Regions from separate parts of the Homo sapiens genome. Here region 2 is linked to region 1. Evidence: chromatin loops called from intact Hi-C (ENCODE). Cell type or tissue: dorsolateral prefrontal cortex. All regions are shown on one strand. Each heading gives the region's core, and the rest is flanking DNA. Links, peaks and the distances in the headings are about the cores only. Region 1 has its middle 300 kb from the start of LINC00939. Region 2 overlaps TMEM132B (transmembrane protein 132B).

The links. Hi-C counts contacts between places; a loop is a spot of excess contacts. Peaks named below come from ENCODE experiments on the same cell type or tissue, not always from the same donor. Only the 100,000 strongest peaks of a DNase experiment are listed, where the experiment ranks them.
Region 2: a loop joins it to region 1, with 4 times the contacts of the local background. A loop is called at or near these places in 9 of 110 quality-filtered maps.

Annotation. Positions count from the first base shown.
Region 1 is chr12:125,678,327-125,689,130 of GRCh38, forward strand. No RefSeq gene overlaps it. Among named protein-coding and RNA genes, the nearest start is that of LINC00939, 300 kb to the right of the region's middle. RefSeq lists a silencer at 5,531-5,630. In dorsolateral prefrontal cortex, for the core only: a CTCF peak has its summit at 5,625 (motif pointing left); a DNase peak (open chromatin) is centred at 5,625; H3K27me3 peaks cover 1,426 bases.
Region 2 is chr12:125,532,530-125,543,333 of GRCh38, forward strand. The region is part of intron 4 of TMEM132B (transmembrane protein 132B); the gene reads left to right. Among named protein-coding and RNA genes, the nearest start is that of TMEM132B, 350 kb to the left of the region's middle. RefSeq lists an enhancer at 5,519-6,718. In dorsolateral prefrontal cortex, for the core only: no CTCF peak of the experiment used is centred there; a DNase peak (open chromatin) is centred at 6,475; H3K27ac peaks cover 1,269 bases.

The DNA.
Region 1 (10,804 bases), core at 1,285-9,284:
ATGATGATGGTAATGATGGTGATGAGGATCAGGTGATGATGATGATAATGCCATGATGATGGTGATGATGGTGATGAGGATGAGGTGATGATGGTGATGATGTGATGATGATCTTAATGATAATGATATGAAGATGATGATGTGATGATGGTGATAATGCGATGATGATGGTGATGATGGTGATGAGGATCAGGTGATGATGGTGATAATGTGATGAATATGGTGATAATGGTGATAAGGATGATGTGATGATGGTGATGATGTGATGATGATGATTTGATGATAATGGTGATGATGACGTGATGATGATGTAATGATAATGGTGATGATGTGATGATGATATAATGATGTAATGATGGTGATAAGTTGATGGTGATGATTTGATTATAATGGTGATGATGATGATTTGATAATGGTGATGATGATTTGATGATAATGGTGATGATGATGATGTAATGATAATGGTGATGATGTGATGCTGATGGTGATGATGACGGTGATGATGGTGATGTGATGATGATTGTGGCGATGATGTGATGATGTCAGTAATGATGGTGTCAGTAATGGTGATATGATGATGTCAGTAATGATGATGTGATGATGGTGAAAGTGTGATGATGATGGTGATGATGATGATGTGATGATGTGATAAGATGACATGATGATGATGATGGTTGCTGCTAGCTTCTGAGGTGGATTGGATTATTTGCTCTCTCTCATCAGGTGGTGTATAGCCCCACTCTATTGTTTTTGGATTTGTTCATGTGGCTTACTTCAACCAGCTGAAGGAGAACAGAAAGGACAGAAGATTCTTCAGGAAATATAGTGGGTTTCCACTGGCACTCCTTTGTGTGCTGTCCACCATGAGAACAGCAGATCTCAGACTGAATCTTCAGCCTATGTCCTGAAATGAGAAGACATGTGGAGCTCACCTGAGCCCAGGAATGGCCAGCAAAGTTGCAGACAACCCACAGCTGACCCACAGCTGATCCCCAGAGAAGGGAATGTTAATGTTAGCACAAGCAATTGAGATCTGGTGTTATTTGTTGCCAGAGCAAAAGCTACTGGTATGGCTGACAATATTCACTGGGGTCCTATGCTGGATCACGCTGTTCTATATACTAGATAAGGATTATGTTGTTCAATTCTCACAGAAGCCTTTTGGAATGGAAGCTATTAGTATCCCCATCTTACTGAGGCACAGAGAGGCCACATAATTGGTCCAGGGTCCCTAACTAGCATGTGGTAGCACCAGGACTTGAATCCTCGTAGCATAAAATGATGGGAAGAACTGGCTTTTACAATGGAGCATGTTATACTCACATCAGTCTCAGGATGTGGGTGGGACAGAGGCTCCCCACTCAATGTTGTTGAAAAGGAAACAGGTCCAGAGAATAATACATCATGAACTTTAACATCAGTGTATGGTGTAGTTTGGGGTCTCCTCTCCTCCTCCTTTTCTTCTCAATCTGTTTTCAACGTTGCAGTAATGAGTCTGTTAAAACCTAAGTCAGATCACATTTGCTCCTAACCATATACACTCCCGTTTCACTCAGAGTAAAAGACAAAGTTCTCACCATGACCCATAAAGATGTCCGTGATATTCCTTCTTCCTTACTCTGACCTCACTTGCTCCTTCTCACTTGGTCTGCTCCAGCCACTGACTACCATACGTTCCTCAAACCTCACACTCTCCTGTCTCAGGGCCTTTGCACTTCTTGTTCCTTCTGCCTTCAACATTATATCCTCAGGTAACTGCATGTCTCCCTCCCTCTCCTCCTGGAGGTAATGCATGTCTCCCTCTCTCACCTCCCAGAGGTAGCGCCTGGCTTCTCCCTTACCTCCCAGAGGTAGCACCTGGCTTCTGTCTCACCTCCCAGAGGTAGTGCCTGGCTTCTCCCTCACCTCCCAGAGGTAGCGCCTGGCTCCTCTCTTACCTCCCAGAGGTACTTCCATGGCTTCTCTCTCACCTCCCAGAGGTAGCGCCTGGCTCCTCCTTCACCTCCCAGAGGTAGCTCCTGGCTCCTCCCTCACCCCCCAGAGGTAGCGCCTGGCTCCTCCCTCACTTCCCAGAGGTAGCGCCTGGCTCCTCCCTCACCCCCCAGAGGTAGCGCCTGGCTTCTCTCTCACCTCCCAGAGGTACTTCCATGGCTCCTCTCTCACCCCCCAGAGGGAGCACCTGGCTCCTCCCTCACCCCCCAGAGGGAGCACCTGGCTCCTCCCTCACCCCCCCAGAGGGAGCGCCTGGCTCCTCCCTCACCCCCCAGAGGTAGCGCCTGGCTTCTCTCTCACCTCCCAGAGGTACTTCCATGGCTCCTCTCTCACCCCCCAGTGGGAGCACCTGGCTCCTCCCTCACCCCCCAGAGGGAGCACCTGGCTCCTCCCTCACCCCCCCAGAGGGAGCGCCTGGCTCCTCCCTCACCCCCCAGAGGGAGCGCCTGGCTCCTCCCTCACTTCCCAGAGGTACTTCCATGGCTCCTCTCTCACCTCCCAGAGGTAGTGCCTGGCTCCTCCCTCACCTCCTGGAGCTCATTGCTCTTCCCTTGGCCACAGTGTCATTCCTCATACCCCTAGCACTCCTTGTCTCCCTTCTCTGGTCTACTTTTCTTCAGGGCACTCATCTCAGGCACCATTCCATTTCCTGCTTTACATGTTTTTCTCAGTGTCCCCTTTATGGAATATCAGCCTCTGGAATACCTGTCTCAGTCATGGCTGTGTCCTAAGCTCCTAGATGCACCTGACACACAGGATGGTGGACTGGAGATGAAAATCCATGTGCCCAGACTCCTGGCTTGGTTCTCTTTCTATTCTATATGATAAATGGCTGACAATAGTGCATGGCCCAAGGGTAAGATCTGTGCACAGAAAACACCTACCAATAGATTGATACCCCATTGTCAATTAATGCTTAGGGAGCTAAGATTGGTACTAAGATGCAAAAATAATAAGCCATACAAACCTCATCTATCAGTCATTATAACAGACATGAGCAATTTGCAATTTTAGTTTTGGCAGTCTTAACAATCATCTGCAAACTGGGATCACCATCCCTGTTCAGAGATGAGATAATGGAAGTTCAAAGAGGTGACATCTCTTTGTAATGCCGCACAGAGGTGAAACCAGCTCAGAAGATGTCTCATGTGTAGGTCAGGACCCCTGCAGAGGACAAGACCCTGTGAGCTGTCATTGTGATCACCATGAACAATCCTGTTTATGGAAGAATTTCTCTGAGATGGGCTCTGAGATGGGATGTGGAAGGGGAAATGGTGGGGTCAGATTCAGTCTGCACAGACTTTATTTGACCCTTGTGGCATTTATTCATAAACTTTAGGATTAATGGCTAATATTTGAAAAGTCAGGCTTTACATGTGAAAAATCCAGTACACTGGTTTCTCTTGAAAACATGCGCATTAAATCCCAAGTCTCCAAAAACAAGTTTGGATGGAGAAAGGGAGGCCAAGTCATCAAGCTGGCATGTGTGTGGAGTTTGTATGTTCGATGTTTATTCATTCTTTGTTCCAACAAATATTTATTGGGCACCTAATATATGATGGTCTTTGTTTTAGGCATTGGAGAGAGACGATAAACAGAACTTATGTTTTTGAAAGAGGAGACAGGCAGTAAACAAGCACATCAGTAAATACAGAGTCGGTCATGTGGGGTAAAGAGCTATGGAGAAAAATAAAGCAGGAGAGATGCACAGTGTGGTTGGTGGCAGAGACAAAAGTTGAAAAGGGAATAGTCAGCAAAGCCCACTGACAAGCTGACATCCAAGCATGGACCTAAAAGGAGTGGGTGGGAAGGGCAGGGGATATTTGGGGGAAGGGAGTGCTCCAGAGACTGAAGAGGAATAGTGAAACTTAAGTGGGGAGCATGGCTGATGCATTGGAGGTCTGACAAGACCACCCAGGGTCAGTAGTGGGTGATGACATCAGGAAAGTCCAGGCAGGGGCTTCAGGTCATGCAAGGGTTGGCTTGGATCTTGCTGAACAGAGTACAGGTGACATGAACAGCTGGGTTTTCCCCTGTCCCCCATGGATTTCCCTTCCCAACCACACCCACTTCTTCTGCTCATAGCCCATTGGAATCACAGGGCCTGTCATCTGACCCACCAAAAGAGAAGCGGTTGAGAGTGATAATCCTATCATGTTCTTGGTCAAACAGTAACCTGAAAATATTTGGTAGGCAGGATAACAGCTACTGTAATAATTGTTATTTTGTGGACGTGTGTCTAAACACATAGGGATAAAGGTGCACAATAAAAACTCTTTGGAGAACACTACCCTAGATAAATCGTATAGTCATTCCAGCACTAGAATTTTGCAGGCAGGTAATAATTTCCAGCATTCCTTCTGTGATTGGTGTTGAACTTTGGGGAATTCTGAAGTGACTTTTAATCTATTGATGGACTTGGCAGCAGGAAGGGTGGTTGTCATTAAGCCTCACTGAAATGGAGAATGCATCATAAGTGATGGATGTGGTATTCCCACTTGTGCGGTTAACCTTTGGTTCTCTACGTTGTATCTTTCTCTAACACTGAACAGGCTTTCATGCAGAAACTCATTATATCATCTCTTTCCCAATGACTAGAGGCTCAACTTAAGTCCAGAAGTCAAACCAACAGTCATTTCAGCCACAGAGAAACAATAATGATGAATTCTTTATATACACAAATATATTCCAAATGATACTTTGGAGTTATAAGATGCTGGAAGAAAACAAAATTAATATTTTAAATATCATGCCCTATTTAAATGACAGTTAAGCTTTTGGCTGGATCAGGAATCAGCACATCGTTTCATTCAGTTAGGTAAATGCCAGGCTGCAATGACATACTGTAATTACTTAGGGCTTGGGAGAAAAGTACAATTTCCTTTGCTACCTGTAGCTTTAGGTCATGATGTTCTTGTGGCCAACTAGGAGAAACCCTCTGATCACAGAAAGTCCCTTTACTACCAGGTGGGTTGTTGGAGCAGCTGAAAACAGCTTTTCTTAGCTCAGGGTTAGAATCTAATTCTAGACTTGGGTAATTGGATCAACAGCCAGATCTAATTGCCAACAAATAACAGAGTAAAGTTTAGGCTGATTAGCTGTGCAAAGCTATTATTTGGTTTAATGAAAAGTGCAAAATTTGTTCACAGAGCCCTGCGTGGGTGCTCACCATGTCTCTACCAGGCACTCTGTGTGCTACCTGCAGGTGCAGAATCTCATTTAATCCTCACTCCAACCCTATGACTTAGGCGCACTCATTATCCCCATTTTAGGGGTGGAGGGAACTGAGGTTCAGAGCGTGAATTCCCTTGTCCAGGATTGCACAGTGAAGGGCAGAGCTGAGATTCAAATTCAGGGATTCCTGTCTCTAAGACATCCTGAGAAATGATTTTGCAACGATTACTGGACCCTTTGCAACACTGCCTCCCAAACTGCCTTAAAAAAAGCAAAAGTACCCTCAGGATTTGTAAGAGGTGAGATGTCTTCCCCCTGTGCACAGAGCAATCCTCCCTCCAGCCTCGCCCACTGCCCCAGGGGTTGGCAGAGTGGCTCCACCTGCACCTGCACAGGTGGCCCCGCGCCTCTCACACAGGTTCAGCTCCCGCCGGTCCCTGTGCAGAGCGCCCCCTGCCGGTCCCTCTTGGAGGCTGGGCCAGCGTTGCGAGTCTTGCCAGGGACGCGCGCTCTAGCGCCGGAGGCTGGGAACGCACCGCGGTGCCACCGCGTCCTGCAGGGGCGGGGCGCGCACCTGGGGATGCACCTGTCCTAGACCCCCTGCGCCTATTCCTCGCCCGCCCCATCCTTCCCCTTTTCACTTTCCCTGTTCTGCCCTTTCCCTCTATTTATAATAATTTAATTCAATTAGCAGACCCTCTCGCCAAAACATGTACGCGACCACAGAATTCAGCTCGAAGTTTCAAAATTCAGTACATCACAGGCACTTTTTGCAGGTCATCCACCAGCGTTCTGGCCTATTTGGGCCTCAGCAGGGCTTTTCTGATTTAAAGAGAGGAACAGACCACTTCATTTTTTCCCATTTTTTTTTTACTTAATATAAATGAATAAATAAAGCCAACATGTAGTTTCCAAATATGTGATATAGTTTAAATGTTCACATTTGAAGATGTAAATGCCTTTAAGTTGCAGAAGGTATAATGCATAACTCACAAGATGCCTACAAGATTTGGGAACATCATTCCCAGTGCAGTAAAGAAATGTGGTCAGAAGTTTTCAGTGGTGTGTTGAGGATCTGCTTTGCACAATGGTGACAGCTTGGCTGTCACTGGTCATGTAGCTTTCTTTGAACATGACACCAAAGGGCCCAAGTTGATTGCTGTCAAGAACGTGGGGCCTGAGAACTCAGTTTGCCCTCCTTTGCCTGCTAAGACCACCTGATGGAAGCTTTGGCTTCTGTCTCCTGTTTCCAGTACGTGGGGATGCCTGTGTGCATTTGTGTGCATGTGTGTGTGCGGTGTCTGTCTTAGTGAGTGTCCTTGGTGGTCTGGACTTTCTCTCATAGCAGCCTTTGAAGGAGATGCAATGCTTAACTCCCTTCTTGGAGGAGGGGAGGGAGGAGCACAGAATGCAGGTACAAGCATTGGAGGGTAAGAACCTGAGCCCAGGGATGTCTGAGTCAGGAGTACTCACTAGGCTGTTCCAATGCTGCATGAGTGATACAAGAGAAAACTAGGAATTGCAGTGAGGAACAGAACAGCTAAACAGTAGGGGAGCAACGAAAGACTGGTCGGGCGCAGATCCACCTCTTCTAGAGCCCAAGTTCTGGCAGTTGTTTTATAAGATTCAAAGGTCCTGTTTTTGGTGAGACAGAACACAGTGACAGAAAGATAAAAGGCAGAACTCTGTTGCTTACAGTTCCAAAAGAGAGGGAACTTCCAGGCGGGACTATGCAGACGGCTGCGTTGTGGGTGAAGGCTGCATCATGGTCAGGGAAGGCTGCGTCATGGGCAGTGAGGGCTGCGTCATGGTCAGGGAAGGCTGTGTCATGGGCAGTGAGGGCTGCGTCACGGGCAGTGAGGGCTGTGTCATGGTCAGGGAAGGCTGCAGCATGGGCAGTGAAGGCTGCGTCATGGTCAGGGAAGGCTGCGTCATGATCAGGGAAGGCTGCGTCATGGTCAGGAAAGGCTGCGTCATGGTCAGGGAAGGCTGCGTCATGGTCAGGGAAGGCTGCGTCATGGGCAGTGAGGGCTGCATCATGGGCAGTGAAGGTTGCAGGGCACATAATGTGTGGCGAGTGCAGTGGCTTGGTTAAGTTTCCAGGGCTCCCTGTGGACTGGCAATTTGAGGACTTTCTTGGGCTCTTGGGCTCAGAGCTGTCTCTAGTTGTTTGATACCCAGCCCTAGAGCACTAAGGGAGATGCATAGTGGCTTGGAGTGTGGAAACCCATAAGGGAAGTGGTGGGGGACATGGACTTAATCAGATACTGAAGAAGGGGAACTGCCCCTGCCTTTTGCCAGAAGCCTCAAAAGTGGATCAGGACAGCATCAGACAAAGAAACGAACAAACTCTATTATACAGCCAATAACTTCAGGGAATGGTGGACTGTTTACAATGAGAAATGCCTCCCCTCTTTCCCAGGCCAGTTCCCCCAGGACATCTGTGTCTTGCAGAACCAACTGAAACAGTGAACTAGAGAAATTCCTCTTTTTCTCAGTAGAGGAAATGGAGCCACTGAAAGTTGGAATGATGATTGCAAAACATGCCGACAAGCAGGGCCAGCCCTAGGCCTGTGTGTCTTTTCTCCCAGCTTCCTTTGCTGGCAGTTTTATTGGTAAAACCATCAGTCTTGTTAGCACTCGTGATTCAGTACTGATGACCAGGCATTTTTTTTTTCTGTGTTGTGATTATTCTAACATAATTACTATGGGAAACATGTGTTGTTGAACAAAGCGCTGTAGGCATAGCCATGCCTGATTGGTTTCTATTAATTCCATTCATAAATCATGGATTAAAGTGGATGCAGAAGTGGAGAGGGAGGTGAAAGGAGCTGTGGAATGGTGAGCCAGCCCCTGCAAATTTCCCTTCTGGGGAAGGTGCTGGAAGTTTGTCCATCTCCCTGTTGGCTGCTTTCTCTTCTCCCCAAGCCCTCCCTTTACGTGCATTTCCCCTTCAGATCCCCAGCTGTTAAAAATCACAGACAATTGATCCAGGTATGTTCCTGGAGGATGTTTTTCCAGCCATCACTGTGATCTGCCAAGATGTGTCCAAATGCTGTATTCTGAGTTCTGCTGGGAGGGACCCCCTTCATACAAGCCTTCCTCGTCTGTATTTAGCTTCGTGATGCAACATCACACCCAGTGTCCCAGTTCATCCTCGCAACCCTGCTGAGAGGGTACCATAGCATGGAAAAAAGCTTGCAGCAGAGAATTTAATGTCTTTTGAGGAGCATCTCTGGCATGCCGTTGGGCCCTGGCAGAAATGGAAACCTTGATGTGGGTGAGGTACTGAGTGACCAGTGATTGTGCCTCTGGAACCGTCTTTCATGAGCTGGATTCTTTAGGATCCTCCAAGTCATAACGTTAGGTCAGCTGAGTATGGTCCACTGGAAGACGGAAATGGTAAGTCCAGCCCTGAGCCTGAGCAGGATCAGAGGGCACGAGGAAGCTGCATGGGCAGAATCCAGGCCCCAGGTTACCCACCACTGTTGAACCCATCATCCCTCAGTGTACACCTGTGGCCGGATGACCCCATGTTGCCCACAACTGTTGCAACCCACCATCCCTCAGTACATACCTGTGGCCATATTGAGGGTCTCTGACACCTGGAGGAGGGGGAACACACTGGAGCTTAGTCTAAAGATGAACCCACCAACATGTGGATGTGAGACCAAAATGGTCAGCTGCTGTATCATAGCCATACCCAGGCGTGGCCTTGAAAGGCAGTGGAGAGGAAAGATCTTTACACTGGGCAGAACCTTGAATAGAGCCCTGTACAACCACTTTGTGTGGAAGGGGATGTGGCTTGAAGTGAGAATTTATATGATCTCATGGGCAGTAATGGGTGGCCTGGTGGGCTAATCATGGATCTGAGAGATTGAGGACAAGGAGTTCTGGGGATGAAACACTGGATGATCACCTGAGATTGGACACAAAGTGAAAATCCTTCCGTTGAATGTTAATGTGTTAGCACTCACCCAGACACATCCATCACAGGCAAGGCATTCAACAATGAGTAGACAAGGAGGCCCAGCCCATTGACGTTAGCTGATCTGTCATTGGCCAACCCAAACTGGAGCAATGATCACATGCCCAGAGGGGCCATGGCAGCAGAGACTGAGGAGACACAGCCCCAGCAGTGTGGACTTCACTGCTCAAGCCTGGTTCAGCAGCAGCCACCTCTGAGTGTCCAGCCTGCCAGCTGCAAGAGCAATGCTGTGCCCTGTGATGGCAATGTCCTCGTGGAGGCTGTGCCAGTGCAGGGTCTCTGGGAAGCAGACACCAGGGTGGAGCTGGAAGTACAGGAGATGCCCACTCAGGGAAGGGGAGAGAGGGTGCAGAGGAAGGCAAGGGGAGCCCTCGGACGATGATGCATGTCTGGCACCTGTGAAAATGAGGAGGAAGGAAAGGGTTTAGCAAAGAAGGAGCCCAGATCATAGGGCAGCTTGGAGAAGGCCTCAGCCCACCCACGGGGGAGCTCCCATGCAAGGATGGCCATGGAGGAGCCTCACACCAGCAATGTGGAGCTGTTGTACCCCCGCGGTGCTCACTGGCTGGGAGCATCCCAGGAAAAGCATGTCCTTGGCTCAGATGCTGAGGCCGAGCCTGAGGTGCCCACAGCTAGAGGCTGTCAGCTCTCTGCACTCTGTGGGGTGGGCTCCCTCTAGGAGAGGGACCTCAGAGGGCACATCACTGACTGCCTCAGAGACCAGCCCATCTCTCGAGGCCAGCCAGGCTTCCTGGGGCCCTTCTGTACTGGAAGGGCCAGGAGCTTGTTCCCACTGAAACGTGCACCTGTGCTGGAAGGGGTTTCCCGCTCTTGGCTGCAAGGTCCCAGCCAGCACCTCTCCCCAGGGGGTTCTGGGGTGACTAATGCACAGGCGTTGAATCCCACGCAGCATAGCATCAGGGGAGCCACTGCACAGGAAGGAGGTGCTGGTGTGGGCTGGAGCATGATGCACGTTGGTCATCTCATGTGCTGGACCTTACGGAGCTGCCTGCCTGACAGTGCAGGGGAGTGGCGTGGAAACATGCTGCTGAAACACCAGCTCCATAACAGCTTCTGTGAGAAGGGGATGCTGCCCCCCAACCTAGGGAGAATCAGACCTCTATGTGGTGCTGTGTCCCCAACAGGAAGACCACACAGGACCAGGACTCAAGGTGCAGAAGCAGGAGTGGCCCCACTTCCCATAGTCCCCAGGTCCTCAGGGGGAGTTTGTGTTGACATAGTCACAACTCTGGGCTCTGTGTGCTGGAGGTTATGGCTGAATGTGGGGTGCCTGCTTTCTGGGGGACAGAGAAAGGGTCTTGTTAAAGTGCAAGCTATGGCCACTGCCTGGGCTCCTGGACTCCTGCATGTGAGGACCAGCAGCAAGGGAGTCATGTGGCCATTTATCCAGGGCACCTAAAACTATGGTCACACATGAAGGGAAGGAGGAATGAGCGTGGAGCTCAGGTAACCCCCATGGGTGCCTCTTGCCCCATTGTGACTGTGAGTGGACATGGGCGGCACTCCAGCCTCTGGAGGGCATGGCCACCAGGGCTTGAGGGCCCCAGGGAGGGAGGTTTGGTCCTACTAGCATGTGAGCCACCAGGACCAGGGGAGGGGAGGGTTGGTGGGAGAATCTGGAATGGACAT
Region 2 (10,804 bases), core at 1,940-9,939, 150 kb before region 1:
TTCGAGACAGAGTCTCACTCTGTTGCCCAGGCTGGAGTGCAGTGGTGCGATCTTGGCTCACCACAACCTCCGCCTCCTGAATTCAAGCAATTCTTCTGCCCCAGCCTCTTGAGTAGCTGGGATTATAGGTGTGCGCCACCATGCCCAGCTAATTTTTGTATTTTTAGTAGAGACGGGGTTTCACCATGTTGGCCAGGCTGGTCTTGAACTCCTGACCTCAGGTGATCTGCCCCCCTCGGCCTCCCAAAGTGCTGGGATTACAGGCGTGAACCACCACACCCGGCCTTAGGAACCTGTGTTCTGAGACAATAATTTTCTTTTAAAAAAACAAGTCACTGTTGACAGCGAACTAGATTATGTATCACAGTTTGGGGGTTGTGAATATGCAGGCTGTCTCTGAGCACTTTGATGTTGGGTTGCCCGCTGCAAGCCTGATATTTATGTTTGGTAAACCAGAGTTCTTGCTAGCGAGTCACTTTGCCAGCCTCTGTACTGATCAGGAAAGGGCCCCTTCTCCACAGCTGGGGAGATGTGAGATGCATGTGCTTAAGAAAATCAAGCTGCTGTCGTTCAATTCCAGCCTGGCTTAAAGCTGTGTGACCTTCAACACAGTCCCCCTTACCTATCCTGTAAAAAGTGTAATATAATTCCTACCAGAAGCCAGAATAACCTTGTTATCATGAGGATGAAGTGAAGCAGTATTTGCACACTGCTTGTCACATAATACATGTATGATAAATGTTAAGAGTTTGTTTCTTATTTTTGTTTGAAGGTGAAATACTTAAGATAGTGATGAAATTCAACATATTTAATAGCAGGGTGGTGTGGCCACTGGCCAATCGGAATAGATGCACCTTGTAAATAATTATTACAGCCTCTCCCCTTCCCAGGGCCCTCCAGCTGCACATCAGCCCCGCCTGAGACAAACAGCGAGGGAATGTTCCTAAACGCTTGTTTTCCCTTTGCATAGCTGATTGCAGAGCCCAGCAAGTCTTTCTCTAAATGGCTTTACTTTGACAAGGGGTCGCGATGGCATTTTGATTGGCATCCGCCTCTCCTCCGGGGAAGGACCTCGTGGGCGATGGTCCTGGCGCACCCGCTAGATGGCGCCGCAGACCGGCTTGTACAGGCCGCGCGCCCTCCCCTCCCCGGCGGAGGCTCCTGGAGCCCCTGCCCGGCCTGACTGGCTGCGTCCTCAGGCCCTGCGATTTCCAGGGATTCCCGATTTCCCTGAGTGTGAGCAAATAAAGGCTCCTTCCTGCAGCCCGAGCCAGCGCTCAGCGCAGCCCGTGACCCCTGGCACCTGACAACCTGCTTCAGCCAAAATCTTAATAGGCTTTATTATTTTTATTTAAGATGATGCATGCTCATTATAACATTTTTAAACAATATATGGAAAAATCAGAATCTCAGCACCCCCGATAGAGCCAGCAGTAATACTGGAAAATTATTGTTCCATGTATGGAGTCAAAGTCCACGTATGGGCAGAGAGATGACTGTGGCTGGACACGCAAGTGGCCGGCGAACTTCATACTTCACGAAAATGGGAGCATATTCTGTGTGCTGGGTTTTTTCTTTATTAAGGGCTAGGTCCTTCCTTTTACTTACATTTAAGAGAAGACAAATAATCTAATATGAAGTTTCTGAACTTCAAAAAACCATTAATCACTACAAGGAATACTGGTTTTTTAAAAATCACCTTGCTGGCTGGGCACAGTGGCTCACGCCTGTAATCCTAACACTTTGGGAGGCTGAGGCAGGAGGACTGCTTGAGCGCAGGAATTTGAGACCAGCCTGGGAAACATAGTGAGACTCCTATCTCTACAAACATTTAAAAATTGGCCATACATGGTGACACATGCCTGTAATCCCAGCTACTCGAGAGGCTGAGGTGGGAGGATTGCTTGCACCCAGGAGGTCGAGGCTGCAGTGAGCCATTATCATGCCATTGCACTCCAGCTTGGGTGACAAAGCAAGAACCTGTCTCAGATTTTCCACCCCACAACCAAAACCAAACCAAACCCAGACAACAATAGCAACAACAAAACAGTAAACAAAAATCATCTTACTATGATTAAAGGGAAAAGGTTTATGGTAAAAACAAGTCAGTGATTAGAGTCATTATTTTTATTATTACTATTACTACCATCACTACTACCATTACAGTTACATCCACTTTATTTTTATTATTACTATTACTACCATCACTACTACCATTATAGTTACATCCGCTCTTTCAGATGCCACAATTTAATTTTAGTTTAGAACCTGAAGCTATCCAATATGGTAGCCATTAGCTTCATGTGGCTATTAAAATTAATATTAAATAAAATTAAAAATTCAGTTTCTCAATTGCACATGCCACATTTCAAGTGCTCAGTGTCCACATGGAGCTAGTGGTTACCACATCTGGCAGCACAGATATAGAATCTTCTAGCAGTGAGGAAAGATCTGTTGGACAGCGCTGCTATTGATTAATTCTCTTCCCTGACAGATGAATAAACAGCACCATGAGACTTCTGCCTAGGTATTTATTAATTGTTTATAACCTATATATCTAATAGATGTATTTACACCAAGTTTTATCACATTTATATTTGCTCGTAGAATCCAATGCTTCTACTTAATATTAATTTGTTGTTCATATTCTATAACAGGCATCCCTACTCACTTCATCAGTTACCGCCATTGTTCCAGAAAAGACTGATCTCTTTTGTCACTGATGGCCCCTTTGTGTTGAGAATTTTTGACTTTTTCATTCTGTTAGTCTCACTTTAATGAGATCCTGAGCGGGGGAAAAGATGAATCAAGTTTCCAGCCCACTGTGTTTAACTGGGAGTCCCACAGGGCTTGGTAACCTGTGAAATGCTGCTGAGATTTAAAGGGTTGTTTGCCAGTCATTCCTCCCATACCTTGACCAAGGGCCTGTGTGCCAGCACCTGATGAAGGAGGCTCAGTTCTTGCCATCGGGGATTTCAGGAAAGCTTTTTTGCCAGGAACACAATTCTCCTACTTTTTTGTGAAATTTTTTTAATGAAGGAGGAAAGATTCTCTGCCACGATTAAAGACCAAGCTGAACTCCTGGGATGAAGGTATTGTGTCTTTCTATAATTAGACTCAGCTGAAGAAGCTGCTGGATTCTTTTCTGAGACAGACAAGGCAAGAGAGTATTTAGAAAAGACCAAGAGAGGGGTTGGGGCAGACTTGCCCACCTTTGCATTTTCTCCAGAACCACCTTTGATTCTGGAAAATGTCCACTTTGCACAGGTGATGGTTGTAAGGTCCCACACTCTTTGCAGGAGAGGGGAGCTTGCAGATAGAGTAAATTTCTACCTGTCCAGGCAGCAAGAAACCAAAGGCGGCTGAACACAGTCTACTTTCCTTGGGGGACTATGCCTCTACTCTGTGATTTTACAACCACATCAGACTTCTGTGACTGTGTCTTGTGGGCTGTTAAGAATTCCCCCATGAAAAGCAGCCACAACAAGCCAGGATTGCTTCTGCAGGGAGGTGGGTTGCATCTGGGCATGGTGGAGCTGCCCCTGTTTTCCACATGCCATGTATCAGCTGGCCCCAACCTTGCTGTTCCTCTGACCTTTAAGAATGAAGGACAGGGTGTCAGGTCTTTGCTCTGCAAGGTGTGGCTGAATCCGCACATAGTTTCCTTGCAAGGTGGTGACAGACTGCTGCACAGAGTTGGTTGCATGTCAGAGTTAAACAGAGGCTGCTGTCCTTAAGAGGCGCCATCTCCCAGGGACGATGCCATCCATCTGAATTTCCCAAATGTAAAGCATCAGGAAGCTTCAGTAGGAAGCAGCACTGGCTGGCAGATTCTGTTGGCTCCAGGGGTGATCATTCGGTTTTTTGTACCATAAACCTCCTGGGGGGCCACAGAGTCTGCTGGCAGATAGCTAGGACTCAAATCCAGCACTTCCATGAACTCACTCGCCAACACTGCACCATCCACTCAATTCAGGTGCATCTCATCTGTAATATGGAGTCAATGATGGTGCCCACCTCACACACTGGTTGTGAGGATTAAACAAGTTAATATAAGTAAGTGCTTAAAACATTGCCTGGCACATGGTAGATATTCAGTGGATGTTGTTTATTCATCATTATCTAAAGACACCTTCTTTACCAGATGGATCATTTGAAAATAACCAAATCACGCTGTGGGCAAAACCTTATATCCATTGTGGTAGGGAGAATAGTGGCCCTCCAAAGATGCCCACATGTGAATTCCTAGAACCTGTGGATATGTTTCCTCACATGGCAAATAGGGCTTTGCAGCTGTCATTAGGTTAAGGATGTGAATCTGGGGAGATTATCCTGAAAAAAAAATACCAGTAAATAAATATGCATGCCATACCTTTAAAACCAAGCTAAGAGATATGATATTATCAATACGAGCCTTACTGTTTACTCTTTTTGAGATCTTTTTTTACTCTTTTTGGGATTTTTTAAAAAAAATCAGAGTGTATCTGATTTGGATGGAAACATTGTTGATTATCTAATTAATGGGATATATGTCCAGCTGTCCCTGGTATCCTTGAGGGATTGATCCCAGGACACCACCATGATACCAAAATCTGTGCACACTCAAGTCCCAAAGTAGACCCTGGGGAACCCACATATACAAAGAGTCGGCCTTCCTCATACACGGGCTTTGCATCCCACAAATCCATGTATAAGTGGAACTGCACAGTCCAAACCCATGTTGTTCAAGGGTATTGCCTTTCAAAAACTGTTTAAGCATTAAAAACATTTCCCATAAAACACTGCAATAGGATAAATTTCCAAAAGCAAAACGAACCAACACACAAAACACAAATGCTTTCGAAGACTCCAGACAGCAGAAAGACTCATTAAAGCCACCTGCTGGCACCTCTTCTGGCTACTTCTACTGTTCCTGGGGCCTTCCTGGGAACTTTGGCTGCCTTGTTGTTGGTCTGTGGCCTTCTAAGTCACCTGGGGCGGACATCCATTCTTGACAATGGCTGCAGTGAGGGGCATCACTGGGAGAGGAAGGAGGACGTGTGTTCGAGAGATATTGATTGATGCCATCCCTGGCTGTTTCCACATGACAAAGGCAGAAGGGAGCAGAGGTAGAAGCTGAGTCAGCTTCTTCCTGGATGGGGACGTCAGGTCCTGTTCTTGTCTTGGCCAGGCTGAGCAGGGAAATCTAGGAGGTGGCATATCAGGGACCACAGATGGCAAAGCTCCTCTAAAGCACAGAGTTAGGAACATTGGGTCCTAGAGCCAGGCCAACCTGGCTTCAAATATCTGCTTTGCCACTTATTGGCTGTGGGACCTGGGGCAAGTCCCTGGATGTCTCTGAGCCTCAGTGTCCCCACTTGCAACATGGGGATAACAGCACCTCCCCAGAGGCCACTTGACTCCAGAGTCCACACACTCATCCACCACCCCGAAACTCTGCAGATCTCCACACTGTGCCCATCCCCAGCCAGGCCTGCTTCCCCCACATGCACGCTCGGCTCCTATTGGCGTCAGCATTGCCATCCCCATCTCAAGTCTCCATCCGCTGTGCTTCGGCAGCTGAAAGCTCACAGAGTGCATCTGATTTGGATGGAAACATTGTCGATCATCTAATTAAGGTCACACTCTCAGGGAAACTGAGGTATGGGGTGACTCTTCCCAGGTTATTTATATTGTTCTTACCCTGGTTTGGAGAGAGTTTATTTATGATATCCAGCTAGGCAGGGCTGAACTGACCTAAGAATTCACATCTCCCAAGTCTCAGCTTTCTGTGGTGAGGAACAACTGTGTGAAGAATTAGGGTCAGGGTTAGGGTGCAGATAACTCTGGTCTCTGTTGGGCGGCCATCACCAATTTTAGGGATAGTGCTGTTGGCTGTCACATCTCACACAAGACACACAGACCTTCCTCAGTGGCACTCTAGCAAGCACATCTCAAGTGATCAGCTGTTAGACAGTCACTTGGCCAGGGACCACTTGCATTTTCAGCAGGAATTCATTCTTGTTCTGTTGCCAATCAATGAAACTTTCTATTCCTCATCCGTGGGCTGAATGCTTAATGATTCTGATGTGAGTCCAAGTTCAAAGGGCATCATTTGTAACTCTGAGAACAAGCCTCTTATTCAGTGGAATTCCTGTTAATTAACTCTGCCAGAGGCATTCGTTTTTGAAAACCTGATTTGTAAAGGGTTTACTAAGATTTTGGTAATTCCAGGGTTCAGGAGGTTCTTCAAGTCCCATTCTTTGTGTTGACAGAATCTTCCGCCAGTCTTTCCTGTATCAGCAAATGGCACCATCATCACCCTGCTGCTCGGAATAAAAATAGAGGAGTTACCCCGGATGCCTCTCCATTTTCAAGCATCATATTCAGCCCATCAGCAAGTCCTAGGATCTGTAATCTCCAAAATATACCCAGAGTTCAACCATTCACTCCGTCTCCACTGCCAGCACCCGAGCCCAGCCACCACCATCTCCTGCCAGACCGCCTGTCCTGGCCTCCTGCCTGGTCTCCCTGTTCCACTCCCGTGTCATTGTCATCTATTCTCCACACCACAGCCAGGCCCTCTATTTAATTCATTAAACAGATTGTATGAGTCCCCTGATGAAAATCTCTGTTGGCTTCCCATTGCATTGTGAATGACGCCATGACACACACATTCTTAAGTGGCCGAAAGAGGTCTGTGTGCCTTCTCTTGCCCACCCTCTTCCCTCACTTCTCATCCCTTTCCTATACTTTCTGGCCATGCTGGCCTCCTTTCTTTTCTGGAATGGGCCAATCTTGTTCTCACTGCAAGGCCTTGGAACACGTCCTTCTCTCTGACAGGCTCTCTCTGACCCCAAGAGCAGCTCCATCTTCTCCCCGCCCAGGTCTTAGGTCAGATGTGTTCCCCTCGATGAGGTAATGGTGCTGTCTCTCAGTGACCCGTTGTGACACCCATCTGGTTTCTTTCCTTCGCAGAATGAGCACTCTCCAAAATCCTCTGGTTACACATGTGTTTGGCAACTTATTAGCTCTCTCTTCCTGGGAATGTAAGCTCCGTGAGGGCAGGCCCTTGTTCATCTTCACAATTCTTTGATGAATGGTTGGCTGTCATTTTGAGTGAACTTTGACATGCAGTCATTCATAATATTCCCCTATTATGCTTTTGATATGTCTAGACTCTCTAGTGATGTCACCCTTCTTATTCTGGCATTGATTCTTTGTCTTCTTTCTTTTGTTCCTGATCAGTCTGGCTAGAGTTTTATCAATTTTAATAATGATCTCAAATAATCAACTTTTGATTTCATAGATTTTGCATTATATTTTCATATTTCATTGGCTTTTGCTGTCATATTTGTGATTTCTTTTTGTCTGCTTACTTTGGTTTTAATTTTCTCTTTTTTAATATATTAAGGTGAAAGCAGTCACTGATGTAGACCTTTCTTTTCTCCCCTATAGACATTTAGTGCTATAAATTTTCCCCTAAGTTCTCATAAGTTGTATTTTCATTTTTCATTCAGTTCACAATATTCTCTAATTTTGCTTTTGATTTTTTTCTTTGGTCCATAGGTTTTAGAAATGTGTTACAGATTTTCCAATGTTTGGGGGCATTTTCCAGATATCTTTCTATTACTGATTTCTAACTTTTATCCCACTGTGGCTGATAACATACTTTATATGACTTAATTCCTTTTATATTTATTAAGACTAGCTTTATGGTGTAGAGATAATTTCTCTTGATAAATGCTCTGTGCACACTGAGAAATGTATTCTGCTGTTGTTGAGTGGATTATTCTATAAATGTCAGTTGGTCAAGGTGGTTGATTGTTTTGTTCAAGTCTGCTAAGTCCTTGCTGATTCTTTTCCCACTTTTTGATATCAATTATTGAGAGGGGGTTTTGACATATCCTACTATTGTTGGAGATTTGTCTGTTTTTTGTTGTAGTTCTATCAGATTTTGCTCTATCCATTTTGAAGCTCTGTTATTAGATATATAAAATTTAAGATGGTTATATTACATTGATTAATTGAACCTTCTATCACTATGAGACTAACTTCTTTGTCCATGGTAATATTATGTGCTATAGAATCTACTTTATCTGATACTGTTATAGCCACTGTGGCTATCCAGTCCCTAATCCAGACTTTTCAGGACCTCTACAGTGACTACTCAAGTCCACCAGCATCTCTTGCCTGGTTTGTGGTGTAATCTCTCCTAGTTCTACCCTGGCTCATTACAGTCTGCTCTCCACGCAGCAGCCAGACCTATCATGTCTGACCTCTGATCCATTGTTCCACTGTCATCTTCTCTCACTTAGAAAAACGTCTGAAATCCTTATCATGACCTAGTAGAGCTCACCAGATCTGGCCCCTGGCCACCTTTCTGACTTCACCTCCTAATCACTCTCTGTTTCCTTGGTATCTCCCCTCCAGCCATATTGGCCTTGTTGCTGTTTCTCAGATGTGCCATACATGGTCTTGCTTTAGGGCCTTTGTACTTCCTGTTCCCTCTGCCTGGCCTTCTCTTCCTCCAGATGTCTACAAGACTCATGCTTTCAGTTCAATCTGGTTTCTGCTCAAATATCACCTGGTAAGAGCGGCCTTCCCTGATCACCCTGGAGAGAACGACCAACTCCTTTTATGCTGCTTCAGTTTTCTTGCTTTGTTTTTCTTCATAATAATCATTGTCACGACACATTTTGCTATATCTTTCGCACCTGGAACAGCAGCTGACACATATAGAGAGTCCTCAACAAATATTTGTTATTGAGCAGGAAACTTGAGTTTCAGAAGGAGCCAGGCAGCCTCTTATGCGGGAGCTAGGGCTTGACCCTGGCACCCCTGATTCTGTCTGTCCTGACACTGTCTCTTCTGATACAGCCTCTTGGGGTTTTGCATCACTGGACAGATGTTCACTAAAACAGCCTTCTCTCTCATGTATTTCTTGGCACACAGGATGTGACTGCATGGGCCTTGAAAAGTGAGAGGTTGGAGTGTCAAATAAATATGGAAGAAATTTAATTAAATAAAGGTAGGTAGATTTCATTACCACAGGACTTCTTAAGAGCCTTTAATATGCCAAAGTGCTTTATAAATCTCACCCTAAAAGGTGAGAGTGTTCAGCATTCCTCAGCTTCCATAGTGCTATCCTGCCTAAATGACTTCCTCAAATCAAGGGAGGAGACATAGACAGATGCAACCCTGTGAGTCCACCGAGACCTGGTGTTTTAAAGAAGTGAACGCCTTCACGCCTGTAATCCCAGCACTTTGGGAGGCCGAGGCTGATGGATCACGAGGTCAGGAGATCGAGACCATCCTGGCTAACACGGTGAAACCCCGTCTCTACTAAAAAAAAATATATAAAAAATTAGCCGGGCGTGGTGGCGGGCACCTGTAGTCCCAGCTACTTGGGAGGCTGAGGCAGGAGAATGGCGTGAACCCGGTAGGCGGAGCTTGCAGTGAGCTGAGATCGCACCACTACACTTCAGCCTGGGCGACAGAGCAAAACCCCCGTCTCAAAAAAAAAAAAAAAAAAAAAAAAAAAGAAGTGAACACCTGCTTCCTCAAAGTGGACCTCACCAAAGGTGGTGCAAAGCCACTCTGGGAAGCATAAAATCATGTATGAGTTAGAAAAGTTAGCATGAATTTGATTTGCTCTTTGACCTGTACATTAATGCGTACCTCTAACCCAGAGAGAAAACAGCTTGCGTCCATGTTGCTGCTCAACAATGTCTTTCTTCAAGAGTCTGCTAGGGTAGAGGTCAGGATTGTTGGAGGAAAATAATGTCTTTAGATGGTAGATTTGTTTTTTCCTGAAGTTTTTACTGTGGTAAAATATCACAAAACTTACTATCGTCACCATTTTCAAGTGTACAGTTCAGTGTTATTAAATATATTCATACTGTTATGCAGCCATCACTACCATCCATCTCCAGGACTGTTTTCATCTTACAAAACTCAAACTGTGTACCCATTCAACACTAACTCCCTATTCCTCTTTCCTTTCAGTCCCAGGCACCCACCATGGTGCTTTCTGCCTCTGTGATTTTCCTCATGTAGGTAGATTCATAGAGTATTTATTATTTTGTGGCTGGCTTACTTTGCATAGCATGTTGTCCTCAAGGCTCATCCATGTAGCATGTGTCAGAATTTCCTTCCTTTTGAAGATTGAATACTATTCCATTATATGTGAGTAGACCACATCTTGCTTATCCATTCATTCATCTGTTGATGGACACTTGGGTTGCTGCCATGTTATAGCTTCTATGAATAACACTGCTGTGAACATGGGTGTTCAAATATCTCTTCGAAGCCTTGCTTTCTGTTCTTTTGAGTATATTGGAGAGCAGGCTTTTAATTATTTTGGTATCTTATTATACAGGGTGCTAGACGAGCGTCAGCAATGTGGCAGCTGTTGGACTGTGTGATGGCCTCCATTCTGATGATGCTGTTTGCTTTCTCAGGAAATGAGAAATGCATATTTCAGATCTAGGAAGGTGATCCCAGAATATGACCCTTATTCAGTCACTTATTTCAGTTGCATGTAACAGAAAGTCTAACAGTCCAGGGATACTTGGGGTTTTAGAAACAGCTGAATCCAGGGACCCATATATGTCTTTATTCATTTCTAGGCTCTACTTTTCTCAGAAGTCCAGACAGTCTCTGTCAATGTGGTGACCCCTATCATACTTATAGCTTAAAAATTCAGTTATATGATAATGCAGTCATCCCTCCCTATCTCCAGGTTCTGCATTTGTGGATTCAACCAACCATGAATGGAAAATATTAGAAAACTTAACAATAAAAAATAATACAACCATAAACA